2 separate regions of the Homo sapiens genome follow, and region 2 is linked to region 1. A link is an interaction called in ENCODE POLR2A ChIA-PET data of the cell type or tissue named here. Cell type or tissue: PC-3. All regions are shown on one strand. Links, peaks and the distances in the headings refer to the core of each region. The heading gives the core; the rest is flanking DNA. Region 1 has its middle 10 kb from the start of MIR4708. Region 2 overlaps FUT8 (fucosyltransferase 8).

Region 1 (10,695 bases), core at 1,210-9,209:
TGGTGAAACCCCGTCTCTACTAAAAAATACAAAAAATTAGCTGGGCGTAGTGGGGGCGCCTATAATCCCAGCTACTTGGGAGGCTGAGGCAGGAGAATGGCGTGAACCCGGGAGGCGGAGCTTATAGTGAGCCAAAACCGCGCCACTGCACTCCAGCCTGGGCGATAGAGCGAGACTCCGTCTCAAAAAAAAAAAAAAAAAAGAAAAACTTTAAAAGTTTTATACTCAAGGCTTTTCCTAGAATATACATTCCTCCATATTCCCTATTTTAAAAATTACCTCTTTGTCTCTCAAGCTCAACAACTTTTCTGTGAATCTCTTGATCCTTGCACATCTGGCATGAAAATATCCCAAGTTATCTGCATTGGCAGATGGAGCTGTGCTGAACAGAAGCTTTATCCTGGATTCGGTCCTCTCTCCCAGCACAAGCACCTGACTCAACTTCCGAAGTGTGGAGAACGTTATGGAACTTCATCTTGCCCTAGTTTACCTCCTCCGACTTCCAGTCCTACCCACTTATACTTCTTCCTGGTCCAAATGGATTATCCCCCTAATTTTTCCCCTTAAAGATATCAATAGAAGATTGATTATCCACACTGTATGCTCATTATTGTCCTGCGTTGCTCCTTAGAAGCTGTTGCTAAGTAATGCTAAGTACTAAGCCAGGTTCCTGTGGTCTGCTCCCGCACCCTAGAAGGGTCTTACGTGAATTGGGCTGGGATGAGTTCCAGCACATGGGAACTATAGGAAAATCTGAAACAGAGGCAAAAAGTGACCTTAGGAATGAAGTCTCCTTTACATTGATGATGTGTGACCTGTTCTCCTCATTCTCCTCAGCAACTTCAGACTGGCTACTTCTTTTTTTTTTTTGAGACAGACTCTTGCTCTTTGTCCAGGCTGTAGTGCAGTGGCACAATCTCAGCTCACTGCAACCTTCTCCTCCCAGGTTCAAGCGATTCTCCTGCCTCAGCCTGCTGAGCAGCTGGGATTACAGGTGTGCACCACCATGCCCGGCTAATTTTTTTAATTTTAATAGAGACAGGGTTTTGCCATGTTGGCCAGGCTGGTCTTCCCCAGCGAGTTTTCACCAGCTCTAGCCCAGCCTGACCCTTTTTCTAGTGAAAGGCAGGTCCCACTTGACTGTTATTTTCATCCAAAGGAATGAACAGCCAGAGCCTCTTACTTCCCAGTATGTAGTAGTGGTTATCATCAAGCAGTTGATTACATAGAGCTTTGTTTGGGGAATATAATTCTTTACAAGTCTGGCCGTAATAAAATACAGACTTGCCGCTAAGATTTGCGGGGCCTTGGGCACGAGTGCAGATGGAAGTCCACATACTACATATATAAAAGTTGTAAATTACACTAACAAACGGATAAATAAAATATTTCAATTCCCCTATACTGACAAATATCCCCTCATAAACACAAAATATACACACAGATACAAATATACAGCCCTTGAAAAAGAGAAAGAAACGGGCTAATCTGGAAGGCCAGGTTCAAATATGGAATTCTTGAACTTCTCAGAGCTCCATGCGGGGACATAGTGGAATGGAAAGAGCTGGCCCCTGACCCACCCCCCACTTATCTTCCTAGCCCAGGCACTGTCCCACATGACAAAGGGCCTTGAGTACATTCACGTAGACATGACCAAGCTCCATCCACATTCCCACTCTTACCTCATCACACTTATTGCACACCTTTCATGCCTAGGAATAAGTACATTAGTGGTACAGTCTGTCCTTGGGGAAGTGTACCTGCAGAAGTGGCCCAGGCCCAGGAATTAGGCTCTAGAAGGGGAATATGGGCTCTGAGTGGGAACATCCCATTGGTGGGTTCTTTCCGCCATGAGAGGTATAGCCAAAGTGGGCCAGAGTGAGGCCCTCTAAAGCATGGGATCCTCTAAAACATGGGACCATAGGCAGAGGGCACAGCCAGTGAAATAAGATAGCTTAGATGGAAGATACACCCAACAGTAGGGAAATCACTAAAGAGGTCATGAAAGCTCCAGGTAAAATGGTGGCCCCGGAGAGGAGAGGAGGAAGAGATAGAGATTATCTAGGAAGCAGATCTGAGCAGACACACAGAGTGCAGAAACCAGTGCTTCGGCAAATGCTACCTGTCCTGGCTTCAGCCCCTGCCCAGAGTACCCACACTTCTCTACTGGGCCCTGAAGACCCCTTCTTTGCCTAAGCTAGTTGGAGTAGGTACTGTTACTTGACAAAAATAAAGTCTTGACAAGATACTACTTCGTGTCGCAAAAGAAACCGAAGTTTCCTAGAGAGAGAGAGATGGCAGAGAAAGAAAAGGGCTAAAGACAGAGGTTTGAGAAAGACATAAAATGCAGAAAAAGAGAAAGAAGAACCCAAGTAAGAGTTGTGACAGGAGTAGGGAAAGAACTAGCTCACTCGGGTGGGCATTTCAGAAAGAAGAGCTGGTCGGTTGGAAGATGAGGCCTGAGTAAAGGTCACTGGAATTGATGACTAAAAGATCACCACTGACCTTCAAGATAGCACAACTAGAGATGAGTGTTGGCAGACAGATGTGCCCAGCTGTGCTGGGGAGATGGAGCAGCAGCTGTTCACACATGGCCCAGGGCTTTCTTCTGCCCTGTATGGGTGTGAGTATGACCCCCCTGCCTGTTTCACAATCTCCTTCTACTGAGCACACTGGGGAACGCTGGCACCCTTGGGGCCAAGGCAGATTTGAAGTGTGTTAAAGAACAGGGTGTGAACTGCCATGATCCCGGATGTGACTCCCTAAGGACAGAGTGTCTGGAAAAAAAACCAACCAACCAACTGAAGAACCACTGGGTTTGGGGGGATCCCTAGTCTTCACCTGAAACACTGGGAATTACCTCTTCCTCTTATTCTGCATTCCCTTAGGATGTCCCTTAAGGACAAGTCCCAGCCCAGGTAGGTAGCAACCTCCGCTGCTCTGCCTGCCTGCCAAGGTGAGCCAGCTTCTCATTTCCTCGTCTTGTCTCAAGGGGTGTGTGTGTGTGTGTGTGTGTGTGTGTGTGTGTGTGTAGGGGAGGATCCCCTACAAAGTCTTTCTTCCAAATCCCAGCAATTCGGCCGGGCATGGTGGCTCATCCCTGTAATCCCAGCACTTTGGGTAGCCAAGGCTGCAGGATTGCTTGAAGCCAGGAGTTCAAGACCAGCCCAGACAATATTGCAAGACCTCATCTCTACCAAAATAAATAAATAAATAAATAAATAACAACCAAAACCAAAAAGTTGCCGGGCAAGGTGGTACACATTGTATTCCCAGCTACTCGGGAGGCTGAGGTGGGAGGATCATGTGAGCTCAGGAGGTCGAGGCTGCAGTGGGCCACAATTGTGCCACTGCACTCCATCCTGGAGTGAGACTCTGTCTCAAAAAAAAAAAAAAAAAAAGTCTCAGCAATTCGAGGATAACGACAAATAAGTAAAGATAACTTTTTATTTAAGGAAGCCCATCTATGACTCCCTGTTAATACAGCTGACAACAGGAGAACCCAGGCTATGAAGCCTACAGAGCATTTGCAAGGGAGGTAGGCTACCTGTAGCTAGAGAAAATGAACCATGGCACAGCCTGGGCCCAACTTCTCCACTGTGACCATTGCTCAGAGACTGCCATATAAGAGAGAATTTCGGAAGTGTGAGGTTTGACCCTCACGATGGACCCACTGCTCTGACTGGCTTGCTGTGAGCTGTCACCCCCACCCTATTTCTCCTCAACCTTCAACCACAGTTCCTAACCTGAGTGATCACCAAGCTGGGTGACCCCCACTGCACCCCCTGCCAAGGGTGAAAGGGAGGACAGAGTCCACTGGCTGGTCCTTCCTGCTAAGTTTATGAAAAGGGAACAGTGTCAGCAACGTCTCCCCTCCCCTGACTCAGCAGCGTGCACTGTCAGCACTTCCAGCCTCCCCGTGACAGTGCACTCCATGGAGAAATAAAAAATAACTGCTCGTTAGAAAAATGAGAGAGTCCTGACCTTTTCCCATTGATTTTTCCCCTTTTTTGATTTAAATATCTGCAGCCTGTGGGTGTTAGCATCCCGTCAACTTTCTCTGTGAAGCCATTCCCCTCTTCACAGGAGACAGGATGTTTTTTAACCTACAGATGAAGTTTGCTTTTCTTCTCTGAGGACCTAAAGGGAGTTTACTAAACAATATTTTCACATATTTCACTCGATCCTCTTAATTGCCTTGTGAAACAGGTATTATTATCTCCATTCCACAAGAGAGAAACAGATGTTCTGAATGGTCCAGTGACTTGCTCAAGGCTGCTGAGTTCGTAGGTCCTGGACCTGAGAATTGACTTCTGCCCCCTGACTCTAAAGTCTATGCCAGGCTAACAAATCCAAGGGTGGGGGCTGGCAGGGCAGGAGTGTAGTGTGGGAGACAGAATCTCAAATCCTTGTCTTTCCCTCTTTTCATAGAGCCCAGACATTGCGAGTTAAAAGAAAACATACTCGGGCTGGGTGCGGTGGCTTATGCCTGTAATCCCAGCACTTCGGGAGGCCAAGGCAGGCAGATCACTTGAGGTCAGGAGTTTGAGACCAGCCTGGCCAATGTGGCAAAACCCCATGTCTACTAAAAATACAAAAAATAGCTGGGCGTAGTGGTGGGCGCCTGTAGTCCCAGCTACTCGAGAGGCTGAGGTGAGAGGATTGCTTGAACCTAGGAGGCAGAGGTTGCAGTGAGCTGAGTTTGTGCTACTGTACTCCAGCCTAGAAGACAGAGCAAGACTCTGTCTCAAAAAAAAAAAAAACTCCAAAGAGAAAGAGCAAAGAAAATATACTAGGCTGGGTGCGGTGGCTCACGCCTGTAATCGCAGCACTTTGGGAGGCTGAGGCGGGCGGATCACAAGGTCAGGAGATCGAGACCATCCTGGCTAACACGGTGAAACCCCGTCTCTACTGAATATACAAAAAATTAGCCAGGTGTGGTGGTGGGCGCCTGTAGTCCCAGCTACTCGGGAGGCTGAGGCAGGAGAATGGCGTGAACCTGGGAGGCGGAGCTTGCAATGAGCCAAAATCACGCCAGTGCACTCCAGCCTGGGTGACAGAGCGAGACTCTGTCTCCAAAAAAAAAAAAAAGAAAGAAAGAAAAGAAAATATACTGACCCTTAGAGCAATGGCTTTAAACTTTTACAAATGTGACCCATTTGTAAAAGTACATTTTATATCTTGATCTGGTACATCACATGCGCGCGCGCGCACACACACACACACACACACACACACACACACAACTGGGTCAAAAGTTTTAGCAAAAGTAATATACTCTGATATATTTTGTTCTACTCCATTGAATTCTTTTTTCCCCTTTTAATGATGGTTTTGACCCACGAAATTGATTTCATTACCCACAATTGAAAAATGCTGCCTTAAAGCATAAACTATGCATTCAGAGACAAGCTCTCATACTACTCTTGTATAAAGTGCCAACTTATACAGTGCCCCAACACATAGTCCGTGTTCAGGAAATATGTGTTGAGCCTCTGGGCTTTTAAGGAACCAATAATCCACAAGTTAAACAACTTGTTCTGGAAACTCTCCAGTTTGGTTTATGTGGAAAAGATCATCCTAATTCCAAATCCCAACAAACAAATCATTCACACATGCGCACACAAAAGAAAAGCCTGGAAATGGATCTCTGTTGTGAATCTAGACTTGAAATTTCAAAATAAAATACTAGCAAATAGATTTCTTTCAGTGTCTGCCCAGTGCTGTGCACTGTCCTAGTGGCTAGAGATACAGAAAAATATGGGACCCAGGCCCTGCCCTCAAGGAGCTGGGGAATGGTGGGAGGCTGACAAGTGAAGCCTACAGTGCAGTGTGATGAGGGTAGCACAGGCTGCCAGGGAGTAGAAGGAAGTTATCTACCCAACCTAGAGGGCATAAAGATGATTTCCTTGGAGCTACTCAGAGCCTAGACTTGAAAGGTTGTAAGTTAGGTGGGAAAATAAATGGAGGACAGAGGTTTCAGGCAAAAGGAATCGCATGTGCAATGCTGTGGCAGTCACAGTTGATTGTCTGTCCCATAACCAATCCCTGTGTTCCTTGCAGTATGTCAATTATTTTGGGAAGGCATGGAGAGAGAGTGTCTACTACTACTTATATAATTTAGGGGGAATTCCTGACTAACATAAGCCAATCATCACGATCCCAGGATCCTTGCCAATTATTGGTTTAGGAATGAGTATAATAAGACCCGAGTCTGGCCAACGAAATTTCAGGAAAGAACTTCCAGGGAAAGAACTTCCAGGAACAGGCTTGGGAAAAGGTTTCCTTGTTCTTAAAGAGACTCATGGTAAGAAAGAGTCTGTTTTGGCCGGGCACGGTGGCTCACGCCTGCAATCCCAGACCTTTGGGAGGCCGAGGCGGGCCGATCACCTGAGGTCGGGAGTTTGAGATAAGCCTGGCCAGCATGGTGAAACCCTGTCTCTATAAAAATACAAAAATTAGCTGGGCATGGTAGCAGGCACCTGTAATCCCAGCTACTCTGGAAGCTGAGGCAGGAGAATCGCTTGAACCCAGGAGGCGGAGGCTGCAGTGAGTCGAGATTGCACCATTGGACTCCAGCCTGGGCAATGGAGCGAGACTCCATCTCAAAAAAAAAAAAAGAAAGAAAGAAACAGTTTGTTTCCTTCAGCTAGATACTTTACTGTGTCAGTGAAATTCCTGGCTGTAATGTGGTCATTTCGTGACCATGAGATAATCTACCTGGAGGGTGGCAAACCAGAAAGACAGAAAAACCAGGGACTTCAATGACTTTGTTGAGTAGCTGAATTAACCAACCCTAGAGCTACTCTATCCCATGACATGATGTCATCATGTAAGCTAATTGATTTTCCTCATCGTAAAAGTCAGTTGAGTCAGGGTTTTGTGTTACTTGCAGTCAAAATGAACTTAAACGAACTGGGCACAGTTGAGTGTACCTATATTACCAGCTATTTGGGAGGCTGAGGCAGGAGGATCACTTCAGCTGAGGAGTTCTAGGCCAGCCTGGACAACATAGTGAGACCCATCTCTTAAAATAATAATAATTAAATGAATGCAAAAGCTATAGAGATGGAAAAGGCATGTTCTGGGTTCTGCAACACAAAAATTGAGGTCCAGAGGCCAAATCATACTATACTACAAACTTTAGCTTCAACATGAGATACAAATGGCTGGTAAACATAAGAAAAACTTGACCACACTATTAAAGATAAAAGCACTTTGAAACTACAATGAGATGTCATTTTTCAACTCCAGATTGACTAAGATCAAAAAGCTTCATCATATCCAATATTGTCAAGAAGAAACCAGCACACCCATTTGTTGCTGAGGGGATGGTAAATGGCATAAATCTATGGCCAGGAATTTGGCAATAACTTTCAAACCAAAAATGAACTTGACCCGACAATTCCAGTTTTAGGTATTTATCCTACAGATATAGTTGCATGTATGGAAAATGACCTGCACAAGGATGCTAGCTACAGCATTGTTTGTAAAAGCAAATTGGCTAACAACTATTTAATTGTTCATTAATAAGGGAGTGATAAATTATTACATTCATATTGAATTATATGCCACCATTAAAAGGAATGAAAAAATTCTATACCTATTAATATGGAACTATATCAAATAAATATTATTAATCAAGAAAAGCAATATGTTAAATAGTACAGAATGGTATGCTACTAATGTTTTTTTTTTTTTTGATACATAGTTTCACTCTGTTGCCCAGGCTGGAGTGCAGTGGCCTGATCTCAGCTCACTGCAACCTCTGCCTCCTGGGTTCAAGCTGGTATGCTACTATTTATGTATACAGGGAAGAATATTTGAAAATACATAAGACACATTTGGAATAATCGCAAGAAACTGATAGCATCAGCTGCCCCAAGGAAAGGAATTAAGTGGATGGAAGTCAGGGGAGGAAGGGAGACTGACTTCCACCAGATACCTATACATACCTTCTGAATTTTGTGCCATGTACGTACATTGCGTATTCAAAATAATTCATTAACAGAAGGAGGACTTAATTCCCCAAATAAAAGGATATCTTAATTGGAAATATCACAACCTATTAAGCTCAAAAGAAATCGTTTGATTTTTTCTATAAATGCAAAAATGGCATTTAATATTCAATATACATTCATTTTTAAGGGCTAGTAGAGCTAGAATGAGTCTTCTTAATAAAGAGTACCTAATATTGGACATCATATTAAATTATGATTTTTGTAGAAGCCATTGTCAATCCTTAGAGATCACAATAAGTTGCCTCTAAAAAAAACTAGACAGAAAATTAATCTCAAAATTAAATTAGTAAGATCCTCATACCACAAATGTGATCAGCTACATATTTGAAGGTAAATATAAAGATTGTAATTTGTGACTGAAGAGATTAAGAAGAGAAGTATTCCAGTCCTGGTGTTCTGGGAATAATTTCTGAGAGGCAGAAGAAGAATGTAACAGTAATGCCTCAAACGGAAACTTGAACCCTAGTTGGAAAAAGACCTAGTGCATGTGGGGGAATTAGTCAATCAGGCAAACACATCAGTTCCCCCTAAACATGGCTAAGTGGGGAGGAATCTCTTTGCCAAGCAGACTTCCATGTATACTTCCAGACTTAGCCATAAGCTGCCTTAGCTGGGAGATAATTCTTGAAATTAGCTCACTCCTTGGTCTGATTTCATGTTTCTTAAGCATCTCTGGATAACCTGGCTGTCTCTGAGGTTTATCTAAGAAGAGAACATATAATGATCAGGCTGACTTGAGCATCCTAGTCCACTCAAAGATTGTATTTTAATTGTAAACTGCTAAACTTCAAAGTCCCATTCCAGTTTCAGAGGATCTCCCCCAATCCCCACCACTACCTCCCACCTTGGAATCAGCTAAGTTCCCAGTTGCAGCTCCATTGCAGGCCATCTTGCTACAGGTGTGTCTTCTGTAAAACACCCTCTGTAGACAACTCTCCATCTCAGAGTCCGTTTCTATGGCACCCAGTCTAAGATACAATGTATGTATGCAAAATATATGTATATACATACATTTCTTTATAAAGAAATCTATAAAACCTTCTATGTGATGGCCGGGCATGGTGGCTCACGCCTGTAATCCCAGCACTTTGGGAGGCCAAGGCGGACAGATCACCTGAGGTCAGGAGTTCAAGACCAGCCTGACCAACATGGAGAAATCCCATCTCTACTAAAAATACAAAATTAGCTGGGCGTGGTGGTGCATGCCTGTAATCCCAGCTACTCAGGAGGCTGAGGCAGGAGAATGGCTTGAACCCAGGAGGCAGAGGTTGTGGTGAGCTGAGATCGTACCATTGCACTCCATCCTGGACAACTAGAGCAAAACTCTGTCTCAAAAAAAAAAAAAAAAAAACTTCTATGTTGTCTGAAAAGATGTGAATGAATGGAAAAATAGAAGTTCCTAGATGGGAAACCTAAATATTATATAAATATGTGTTTCCTACAATTTAAGTTACATATTTAGCAGAATCTTGGTAAAAATCCCAGAAGGATGTTTTTAAACATATGACAAAAGAAAGGAATAAAAGGAAAATTCTAAACAGGCAAGAAAGAAAACAGGCCTGGCACAGTGACTCACACCTGTAATCCCAGCACTTTGGGAGGCCAAGGTGAGAGGATTGCTTGAGGCCAGAAGTTCGAGGCTGCAGTGAGCCATGGTTGCACAATGCACTCCAGCCTGGATAACAGAGAGAGACCTTGACTCAAAAGAAAAAAAAAGAAAGAAAATCTGTTGCAGAAGGGAATGAAAGAGGGTGAACGAGATCTATCAAAAGTAAAAACCTATAAAAAAAATAAAATATTGAAGTTTTTTCTTTTTAGAGATGGGGTCTCACTGTTACCCAACCTGGTCTTGAATTCCTGGCCTCAAGTAATCTCCCACCTTAGCCCCTAAAAGTGCTGGAATTACAGGCATGAGCCACCACACCTGGCTTCCTGTATTGAAGTCTTGATTTAAGAATAGACAGGCCGGGCGCGGTGGCTCACGCCTGTAATCCCAGCACTTTGGGACACCAAGGCGGGCGATCACGAGGTCAGGAGCTCAAGACCAGCCTGGCCAACAAGGCAAAACCCCATCTCTACTAAAAATACAAAAAATTAGCCAGGCATGGTGGCAGGCACCTAATCCCAGCTACTCGGGAGGCGGAGGCAGGAGAATTGCTGGAACCCGGGAGGAGGAGATTGCAGTGAGCCGAGATTACACCACTGCACTCCAGCTCTGGTGACAGAGCAAGACTCCATTTCAAAAAAAAAAAAAAAAGGATAGACAGATTGGCTAGTGACTGTAATCTCAGCATTTTGGGAGGCCGAAGCAGGCAGATCACCTGAGGTCAGGAGTTCAAGACCAGCCAGGCCAACGTGGTGAAACCCCGTCTCTACTAAAAATACAAAAATTAGCCAGGCTGGTGGCACACACCTGTAGTCTCAGCTACTCAGGAGGTTGAGGCAGAAGAATCACTTGAACCCAGGAGGTGGAGGTTGCAGTGAGCCAAGATTGTGCCAGCGCACTCCAGCCTGGGTGATAGAGTGAGACTCCATCTCAAAAAAAAAAAAAGACAGATTTCTGTAATATAATAGAAAGATCATATCAAATATACACCCTGATATGCTTTGGCTCTGTGTCCCCACCCAAATCAAATGCTGAATTGTAATTCCCATCGTTGGGAGAGGGACCTAG
Region 2 (10,695 bases), core at 830-8,829, 150 kb before region 1:
GGGCGCCTGTAACCCTAGCTATTCAGGAGGCTGAGGCAGGAGAACACAACGTTTTCTGAGTGAGGAGACACTATGGAAAGAGAACAGGTTCCTGGCTTCTAAAAAGAGAAAAAAAGTATTTATTAACCAAGTTATTTCAATATATTTAAAAAAGTCTTATCTTCCTTCCCCTAGAATATAAGAAGCTGACAAAACCACATGACAATTATGAAGACAGGTATTATTGCTTGAATCTGGGTCACTAAAATTATTAGCTGTTCAAGTGAGATAAAAGAAAGGGGAAACATCAATTATCTAGAAGTCTACATTTTCTTTGCTGTTAATGTGAAACATATCCCACACAAAACCATTCAAATAAGATATATATCCCTACATTTGAGTCTCCAGGAACAGGTCCTTTGAAGCAAAGATTGGACAAATAGTTAAAATTATTTAAACAATTCCTGATCACCAAATGTCAACAAATTTAGTTAAAAAAAATTTTTAATCCATACAGTTAACATCCTACTTTAATATTTTTTCCTAAAAAAGAACATGAAAGTTCAACTAATACAAAAAAGCCTCGCAGTTTTAAAGAAGGGGGTGTAGGTGGGAGAAGTAAGAAATTCAAACAGCTTCAAGGACAAAAAGCATGTCCCACACCAGAACATATTTACAACTCTTCAACTTGAATTCAACTAACATCCAACTGCGGCAATCAGCCAAGCTTGGCAAATTAAAATAACAGTAATTTTGACAGATTATCTTCTATAAATATTCAAATATGAACATTTGTGTTCACGCAAAGGTCTCCATATGCCAATCAAAATGCTTTGTTAAGGATCCTAACATTGAGCTTTTTTCTTCACCCATCTGTAGGAATCCCCTGAATCCTTAACTTCCATTTTAACTCTCTCACCCCAGCTAATTGTGAGACACATTATCTGTCTAGTTGTAGCCTGAATTAAAAACTTAAGGATAACATTCACATAGTATCAACAGACAAAAGGAACCTAGAACCTTTCAAAATCTAGGTCTGTAAAGACAAAAGGAAAGATCCAGGAAGGCAGGGAGGGAAGGGCAGAGAGAGGCTCTTGAAGGATGGCAACCAAATGAAAGATTACCTTTCTATTTGTGTTAGCAGATAGAAATTACTGAAAGTAAAATCTAGATGTAAAGAGAAATTAACAATTTCATAAATTTGGGCTCTATTCAAAGTTTCATTTGGCTCAAGGCAAGATGCTGTGTTTTAATGACAAGTTTAAGTATATGAAACTGTCAAAAGCAGAGAAATGCCATCAGTATGAAATTCACACTAAACACACTTTTTGAAATCTGCAGATGTCCTATCATCAGGAACAATCAATAAATAAGAGTAACAATGGCTTTAATGAAAGCAAGTTATCTGATGCATGAATTTGTTAATTGTTCTATTCTGTCCTCCATTACTCAGTTTCCCTTAAATATGTACACAATTACCAAGCAGTCTCACGCCTTCCAGGAAAATTACAAGTGATAGGCACATTTCTGCATTCAGGGCAGCATTATATTATGGAAGAAAATTTAACCTATTCAGAAGCATATATTTCTCTGATCCTACCTGGAAAGAAACAGCTATAAATAGCTCTACTAAAATTGCTCAAAATATTTCTAGACGGGCAGGCTTACAATAGAAACTCTTACTTTATGATCACTCACCACTCAACCATCCAAGTCCAACACTGGATCTAAGCCAAACCAGTAGTTCTCAAGGGAGGGAAGGGAGTTAAAAAAGTCTGGTCTAGGGACCAGTAGCTCCAGCCTCCCCTGGGAGCTTGTTAGAAATGCACAATCTCAGGCCTTACCCAGGGACATATTGAATCAGAATCAGTATTTTACCAAGATCCTCAACTGATTCATATACACATTAAAATTGAAGAAGCTCTGCAGGAGGGGGAATTTTTGAATGAGTAAAAAAGGCATAATCTTTTCAGAGGTTGGTTACCACTGCAGACCACTGTTTGGCTAATAAGCAACCAATTTTAAAACTTTGTTTATGGGTAACATCATTACTTTTACCATTATTTATTTTACATTTTAAATAAGGGCTTTTAAAAAACAGAAATACCTCAAGAGGCAAAGAAGGAGTATCTAATGATTAAATGTAAGTTACCAAAAAAAGCTGTAACAGAATTATCTCAGAATAAGTGGACCCGGGCCGGGCACGGTGGCTCACACCTGTAATCCCAGCACTATGGGAGCCTAAGGCGGACAGATCACTTGAGGTCTGGAGTTCGAGACCAGCCTGGGCAACATGGTGAAACCCTGTCTCTACTAAAAAGACAAAAATTAGCCAGGCATGGTGGTGGGTGCCTATAATCCCAGCTACTCGGGAGGCTGAGGCAGGAGAATCACTTGAACCTGGGGGGTGGAGATTGCAGTGAGCTGAGATCCCACCACTGCACCCCAGCCTGAGTGACAGAGTGAGATTCTGTCTCAAAAAAAAAAATAACAATAAATAAGTGGACCCAGCCAGGCATGGTGGCTCACACCTGTAATCCCAGACCACTTGGAGGCCAACATGGGTGAATCACTCGAGGCCAGGAGTTCGAGACCAGCCTGGCCAACATAGCAAAACCTCGTCTCTACAAAAAATACAAAAATTAGCTGGGTGTGGTGGCAGGTGCCTGTAGTCCCAGCTACTTGGGTGGCTGAGGTGAGAGGACTGCTTGAGTTTGGGAGCTCGGGACTACAGAGAGCCAAGATTACACCACTATATTCCAGCCTGGGCATCAGAGCAAGACACTGTCTCAAAAAAAAAAAAGAAAGAAAAGAAAAGACAAAGTAGACCCGTCTCATGCCCCCTCCCCCATCACATTAACTAAACAAATTAATTTTTTAAATAATAATAACAACTTTCCTTCCAAACCCTCAGCATTAAGAATATCTGGGTCTGGGGTCCAAGTAGCTAGGAAAAGAGACCAAGAGACCAAAGGCCTATGGCCTCCTTTGACCAGAAGAGAAGGCTATATATACTGGTTATTCAGCTATTTTCTCTCAGATCCAAATCTACCCTTTAATACTCATCTTTGTAATACTGAAAATAAAACTCTGAAAACTACTTTTCTCTTCTGCAGCTAGCTTCCTCACACTGCCAATAAGGACACTAGAGGGAGAATGCAGTACATGCTTTTTCCAGTCAGCATTGCCCAGCATAGATCCTCCACCCCAGCAGTAGCAGTGATAACCACCAGCTTTTTCTGGCACTCTCAGAAATTCCCCTCAGACATACCAACAGCTGTCAGGAAGTACCCCCTCCAGAGGTTTTGAACCCCAATTCTATGAGGTCCCAACTCCAAGTTCTTATTTCCCCCTCAACCATATGAATAGTGGCTAATTCCTGCAAATATTGTCTCTGTGTTACCCCAGTGTTCCCTGTTTGCTTTTTCAGCCCTCCAATACCTGTATAATCCCTTCCCTGTATTAAATTTTCTGGGCTGAAATTTTTTGTTTTTGTTTGTAATTCTGTAGAGACAGGTCTTACTATGTTACCCAGGCTGGTCTCAAACTCCTGGTCTCAAGAAATCCTCCTGCCTCGAGTATTTAGTGTGGACTGTTTTCCTGACCTGATCCTAACTGAGCCATCATGGCTAGATGGAATAAAATTTAACATGATCTTGATCGCTTTGGAAAACGGTCTTCCCAAACATGGTAAGTCCATAAGAAAATATTTACTGCCTCTCCTCCAAAATAGGTGCAAGATGGGAAATGGATACAAGAAGCACAGTTGAGGAAGAAAGAAGAAGCATAACCTAAGAAAGGAATATATTGAAACAAATATCATGGCATAAAACACATTTTAACCCTGAAAAACATAAAGAAAAGGCCAATAAAAAGTCTGAAGCAAATACAAGTTTTCAACGCTAATGAAAACCACAGATTTTTAGATCTATATTCTTCTGCCTCTGCCATTGTTCAGTTTTGTTACAGCAGTTTTGTATCTAGTTTGGGTTATTACACTTTAAGGAGACTATTGAGAAATTAGGGAAAGTCCAAAGAAGACTATACAAATGATGAAAAGGGATAGGAAATAGGATCCATAAAGAAAGGTTCAACAGTCAAACCTTTTAGTCTAGCGAAAAGAAAACTTCAGGCCAACATATTAACTGCCTTCCAGTTTAAGAGTTCTAACCAGCTGTCCACCATCATCTCTACAGAGGAAATGAGCTTAAAATGGAAGACAACAAAGTAAGAGAAGACCTAAAATGTAGCTTCTTAGCTTATGACTCTCCTTCAGATAACTAAAGTGGTGGCTCTTAATGCTAGTTTCACAAGAGAATGATCCAGGATATTTTTACCGAAAGAAAAAATGATGATGATGATGACGACAATGATGACGACGATGATGCCCAGAACCCCAAAGGCAAAGCTCTAATTTAACTGGTATGACACAGAGCCAAGGCATAAAGAACAAAAAATATCTAAGTGTTTATAATATACTGAAAGCAGGAATGAGAACCACTTAATGGAACACTGCATAACTGTGCTACTCAAAGTGTGTTATAAGAATGAGCTACATCCAGATTACCAACAGGAGCTTGTTGGAAAGGTAACATCTCATCCTATTCCAAAACTACTGAATAAGAATCTACATGTTATTATGATCCCTACACAATCCCATATGCACATTAAAGTTTGAAAAACATTGTTCCATAACAGTTTGAAAGGGGCGTTAAGTGTGTATGTGAGACCAAACACCAGCCTAAAAATAACTAAGCTGAATTTTTCTGAGCTTTTAAATATAAAAATTTTTTTACCCTAAGGTCAATTAGAGTTTACTAAGAAGACTATTTTAGAGAGTGAATAATACTTATAACTAAATATTCAACACATACTATTTGCTGGCATTTTTTTTTTTTTTTTGAGACAGGGTCTTGCTGTGTTGCTCAGGCTGGAGTGCAATGGTACAATCACAGATCACTGCAGCCTGGATAGACCTCGATGGACTCAAGCAATCCTCCTGCCTCAGCCTCCCATGTAGCTGAGACTACAGGCACACACCACCGCACCAGCCTAAGTTTTTCATTTTTTATACATATGAGGCCTCGCTTGTTGCTCAGAATTATCTCGAACTCCTAGGCTCAAGTAATCCTCCCACCTCGGCCTCCCAAAGTGTTGGGATTACAGGCACAAGCCACTGCACCCAGCCCATTATTCTTTACAAATTGATTTAATCATCAACACACCTATAAAGTAGATATTTATTAATAATTAGTTATGGCAAAATAAGATATTAAATAATTTGCCCCATGTACTACTTAAAAAAAAAAGTGGTAAACCTGAGACTTGAGCTGTACTCTGTTTGAGGGCCTCTACTTAACCACAAAATAATTCTAGTTTATCAACACCATCCCCAAACATTCTGAAATCATTCAGAATGAAAGTATAATAACTGGTAATGAAAATGCTATAAGGGTAAAGAAAAAATTAGTGTGCTCTTCTCTGGTTAAAAAAAAATTCAGCCAGGTATGGTGGTGTGTGTGTGTGTCTGTAGTCCCAGCAACTTGGGAGGTTGAGGCAGGAGAATCACTTGAGCCTAGGAGTTTCAGGCCAGCCTGGGCAACATACAGTGAGATCACTGTCGCTTGAAGAAAAATTTTTGGTAATAACCACTGTTATTTATATTTGGGAAGTAACTGAAATCCTATGTTGGGAGACACGTTCTTACCCAATGCCTCCTTAATTCATCCCTACAACTATTACTACTTCCACAACCATTACCACCACTACAACCCTCAGAAAAGTAATGTACATGAGGCTATAATTATTTTTCACAATGAAAGAGGCATGACATAAATTTAGTCTGATTTTTCTCCTTCTCTGTATCCCACTGCTTCCAACCTCTAAAAAAGTCTACTGTTTCCATCTGCTACTATAGAACCAAAAATTCCTATTTCAGTAAGACCCAAATGTTACTTCTGAAAATATTGAGGAAAACTTGTAAAGGAGAAGTCAGACAGAGACTGTCAGTAAAAAGCCTACTAGAAGTTTTAACAATTCATTGAATTCTAAATAGCATGAAAGAATAGTCAAAATTCTCAGAGATAAATAACATTGTTGTACTGGCAGATAGATTGAGTTTAAAATATGCAAAATTATATTCTATGAGTATTTAAAGCAGAGCATTACTAACATATTTTGGCTTCATTCAGTACAAGCACATTCCAAAAAAAAAGCATACAATACCTTTTTAATTAACAATGACACAACAAACCCTGGTGACCTAGTTTCTGATAATGAACAAAACTACAGATATTAAAAATACAGTTACTTAACCCATAAGAATTATTAAAGTGGATACTGGAGCCAAAAAGATTTGTGGGCTAAAGATACCAATGCAAAGACTCACTGAAATTAGTCTTCCAAACACTTAAGTTTAAAATTATGACGTGAGGCAATTTATTGGTTCCTTTGAGTAAGATTTTACTTGAAGAATCTAAAAAAAATAAGGTCATGTGAAGCACTGTGGGGATACAACTTGATTTCCTAAAAAGTCGAGTGAGACTTCCCAGGAAGGCAAAGATAAAACTCAAAAGAATAGACAGATAAAATCTAAAAGAGCGTTCTTAGGGAGCAAAGCAATAGTAGAAAACACAGAGGCTGAGCATTCCTGATTATTCTTTCATTAAATAATATGACTAATAAAATGACTCTGACCAAAACTCCCTGAAAATTTCTATCTGCTTTGAAATCTTATTAGTTATATAAATTATTTGTAGTTATGCTTTTCTTCTAGTTAGCAGCAGAAAATCGCTCCCTTCCCCTCTCCACCTAGCTTCATAACAGCACATTCTCAATCTGCTCTCCTTTCCCACCCTATTCGGAGACTATAAACTGAGTAAAATATGACATATTTTATAGTAAATTGAGACTATTTTACTCATAGTCTCAACAATCATTTTGTTTGAATAACTGAATAAAATGATATATTCATTTTAAAATACTCCAAATAAGTAAATTGTATTTTATAAATTTTAATATTTTAATATTTACTAAACATTAGCTGAATGAATGTCACCACCCATTAAACTCTTATAACATACAAAAATCACATATATGTAAACATTTAAATGGAAAAAATTTACCACCTCCATTACCAATAAAATGGAAAGCTCATTACATCAAATAAAAATATTTAAAAATCATTAGAATCATTTTTTAATCATCGGGAAGAATAAATTAAAAAGATGATTCAAAAACTTCATAGAGAATAAGAATTATGATTAAGCTTATAAAACTGCAGGGTCTGGGCTCCACGGCCAGAGATCCTGATTCAGACTCAGAGTTTCAGATGACAAACACAAAACTCTACATTTTAACAAGCTTCCAAGGTAATTACCATGCAGATTATCCTTGAACCACACTCTAGTAAATATTTCACCTTCAAACCACTGTCAACTTCCAAACAAGTCCTTCAGATCTGATCAAAATGCCCATTCCCATCTTTCATCTTAGGAACATCAACTTCTGATTAAGGAATCAACATATAGAAAAAGTAATAGCAACCGGTTACTGGACATATATTACCGTTGGAAATGAACTTTTACATACTCTAATATACACATACAAATTAAATTATATACTGCATATGAAGTATGTAACACAGTGTCTGGCTGGAATAAATAAATGCTCAATAAAAAGAGCAGCATTTATCCTTAAACTTCATCACAACCCTAGGAGGTGGTTGCTATTATTTCCAATTTGCAGTTGAGGAAACTGAGGTCTAGTAACTTGCCCAATGTCACAGGGGTAGTTAAGGGTCAGAGACAGAATTCAAGACAACCCATGTGACTCCAAAACCTGAACTCTTTAATCTAGGCTAACTTTCTGAAGCACCACGGCAACAACAGCAAGCACAAAACCACTCCACAGCCATACCCCATAGAAGAATTTTCCTGAGTCATACCAAGAAAATCATGGCCAGAGTCCATTCTCACACTGCTATGAAGAACTGCCCAAAATTGGGTAATTTATAAAGAAAAGAGGTTTAATTGACTCACAGTTCTGCATGGCTGGGGAGGCCTCAGGAAACTTACAATCATGGCAGAAGGGGAAGAGGCATGTCTTACATGGCGGCAGGCAAGAGAGAGCGAGTGGGTGAAGGAGGAACTGTCAGACACGTATAAAACCATCAGATCTCATGAGAACTCACTAACATGAGAACAGCATGGGGGAACGACCCCCATGATCCAGTCACCTCCCACCAGGTCTCTCCCTTGACACGTGGGGATTATGGGGATTACAATTCAAGATGAGATTTGGGTGAGGAGACAAAGTCTAACCATATCAGATACTCTTATAAATGTTCCTATATGACTAAAAGTGAAAGAAGGGCAGTCATAGGACTATGATGGGTTGAGGTTGCTAAAAATGTTTAATGTTTCACAGCACTTGAGAATTACAAATTAGGAAATCTATGTAATAATAATTCTAAAAGGAATATGACTGAAAATATGTTAAAGGAATCTATTCCAAAATCACTCAGGGTTAGCTTTTTAACTCAAAGATGGTACAAACTCAGTCTTATGGTTCTCCACATCTAGGCAGCCTCAAGGGGGCCAACTAAGAGACTTATTTCCTCCCCTCAAAATATAAACATAATTAGTATTTACTTCAAAGTTATCTATTTAACGTGATTTTTTTCTACTTAAATTTTTCTAAAATCTGATTATGTTCCTAATGATTAATTTTTTGTGTCTAAATTTATTTTTTAAAACACTACACTTTCCTAAAAATGTCTGTTTCTCCCCTCATCTCAAGTTCCTACTAAATGGTTTTCTTCCTTCCAAGTGTATTTCTAGCTTGTCTATTCCCACCACCTATCCCCAAAATGGTAAGCACTGGTTTCCAAAATACCTCCTTACCCCTACTTGAACCAAGACTACATTCACAACAAATATAACACAATTAGTCATAGCAAAAAATATTATATACTGATAACATTAGCATATTACAAATTCAGAAAATGGAAAAATGATAAGTGTGTTTTATTCTGCTAAATTATATAGAAAACTTGTATTTTAACCTGGTATCTCTCAATTAGCAATACAAATCCTATTGCTGTTGTTTAGTTTTTTAAACCCTACAAATAGCTAAGATTTTTAAAAATTAAATATATTATAATTAGGCTCTTAGCCAAATAAAATATGATACACAGATAAAGAGCAATATACAAATGGACCATACCCCGGAGGAACACATAACTCCCATTTGTTCACACTCTCCTTAAAAGAAACAAAATATCCAGTACTACTACATCCAAACCAGAGGTGATGATTCACCAGAGTGCTCCTGCCCAAGGAACCCCAGTGCAAGAAGCAGCAGCCAAAGTGAAAACTCTGCTTGAGACCTGTTCATTTAATATGTAAAAACAGGTATCTCAATTACCTAACTTTTCACAAAGAATACATGACTTTTTTTAACTTTCATAGTTAGAAAAGATTTGCTATAGTTTTTTAAATGTGATTATTTAATTTACTGGGTTTTTTTTTTTTTTAAGGGAAAAGCAAACTTCAGTAATTCCTGCCTGAGGAATGAAACTATAAACATATTAAATCCTATAAAAAGAAAAAAAAAGGTTCTGAAAGGTTCCAGAAAGAGGTACAAAGTCCCTAAACCAACAAACACCATGTTTCACACTAAGTAAGAACTGTGTGCCTCTCCTCCAGAGCTCTATCTAGAGAAAAAGCATTGAGTTTTTAGGTAAAACCAGAGCCCAGAACTACGATAGCAGAAATTCTGGAGTCTCTTGGAAGTCCTTCTAACTATACAACAAAGCCTCAATCAGCAGAAACCTAAACATTTGGTAAACCTTCCTCCCCACTTCCTTAAGTATAAAAAATATCCTTTCTCTTCCGTCTCCTGAATTCTGGAACCCTTCAGAACCTTACTTTTTTTTCTTTTTATAGGATTTAATATGTTTATAGTTTCATTCCTCAGACAAATACCTAATGCATGCGGGGCTTAAAACCTAGATGATGGGTTGATAGGTGCAGCAAACCACCATGGCACATGTATACTTATGCAACGAACCTGCACATTCTGCACATGTATCCCAGAACTTAAAGTAAAATTTAAAAAATAAAAAATAAAAAAATACGTTGCCCCTCCTGAGTAGATTCTCTGGATACAACTGGAGAGCGATGCTTTGCAGCCCCAGATTCCTCTTCACTCCTTGTTTGTTACATACAGAGGGAGAATAAGCCATCTACTTGTAATTCAATCAGAAACTTTTTATGAACATAGCAACTACAATAAACCTTTTCTCTTCTAATAGTATGTAAATGCACTGTCTGGTAAGGTATTCAGTAGCCAAATGTAGCCATATGAAATGTGGTTAGTTTGAACTGAGATGTGCTATAAGTGTAAAATACACATGGATTTCAAAGACTTAATATGAATAAAAGAATGTAAAACTCTAATTGATATTTTTATATTGATTAGTTGTTGAAATATTTTGAATACATTACGTTAAATAACTGAAACCAATTTTAACTGCTTCTTTTTGCTTTTTAAATGTAGCTAACAAAAAGTTAAAAAATTACATGTGTGGTTCACTCTACATTTCTATTGGACAGCACTGGACTATAAACTAATGACCATAGCTTTTACTAAACTATACAAAGATCAAACTTGCATGTTTATATAGTATTATAAAATGTAGTCATTACAACAGCT

What was found. ChIA-PET counts read pairs that join two places held together with the same protein. Peaks named below come from ENCODE experiments on the same cell type or tissue, not always from the same donor. Only the 100,000 strongest peaks of a DNase experiment are listed, where the experiment ranks them.
Region 2: POLR2A ChIA-PET joins it to region 1 with 6 read pairs; 2 of 35 experiments call an interaction of 5 or more read pairs at or near these places.

The regions. Positions count from the first base shown.
Region 1 is chr14:65,340,269-65,350,963 of GRCh38, reverse strand. No RefSeq gene overlaps it. Among named protein-coding and RNA genes, the nearest start is that of MIR4708, 10 kb to the right of the region's middle. In PC-3, for the core only: no CTCF peak of the experiment used is centred there; no DNase peak of the experiment used is centred there; H3K27ac peaks cover 692 bases.
Region 2 is chr14:65,494,004-65,504,698 of GRCh38, reverse strand. All of the region lies in intron 2 of FUT8 (fucosyltransferase 8), which reads right to left. Among named protein-coding and RNA genes, the nearest start is that of MIR625, 28 kb to the right of the region's middle. RefSeq lists enhancers at 2,949-3,118, 3,149-3,208. In PC-3, for the core only: a CTCF peak has its summit at 3,157; a DNase peak (open chromatin) is centred at 1,708; H3K27ac peaks cover 503 bases.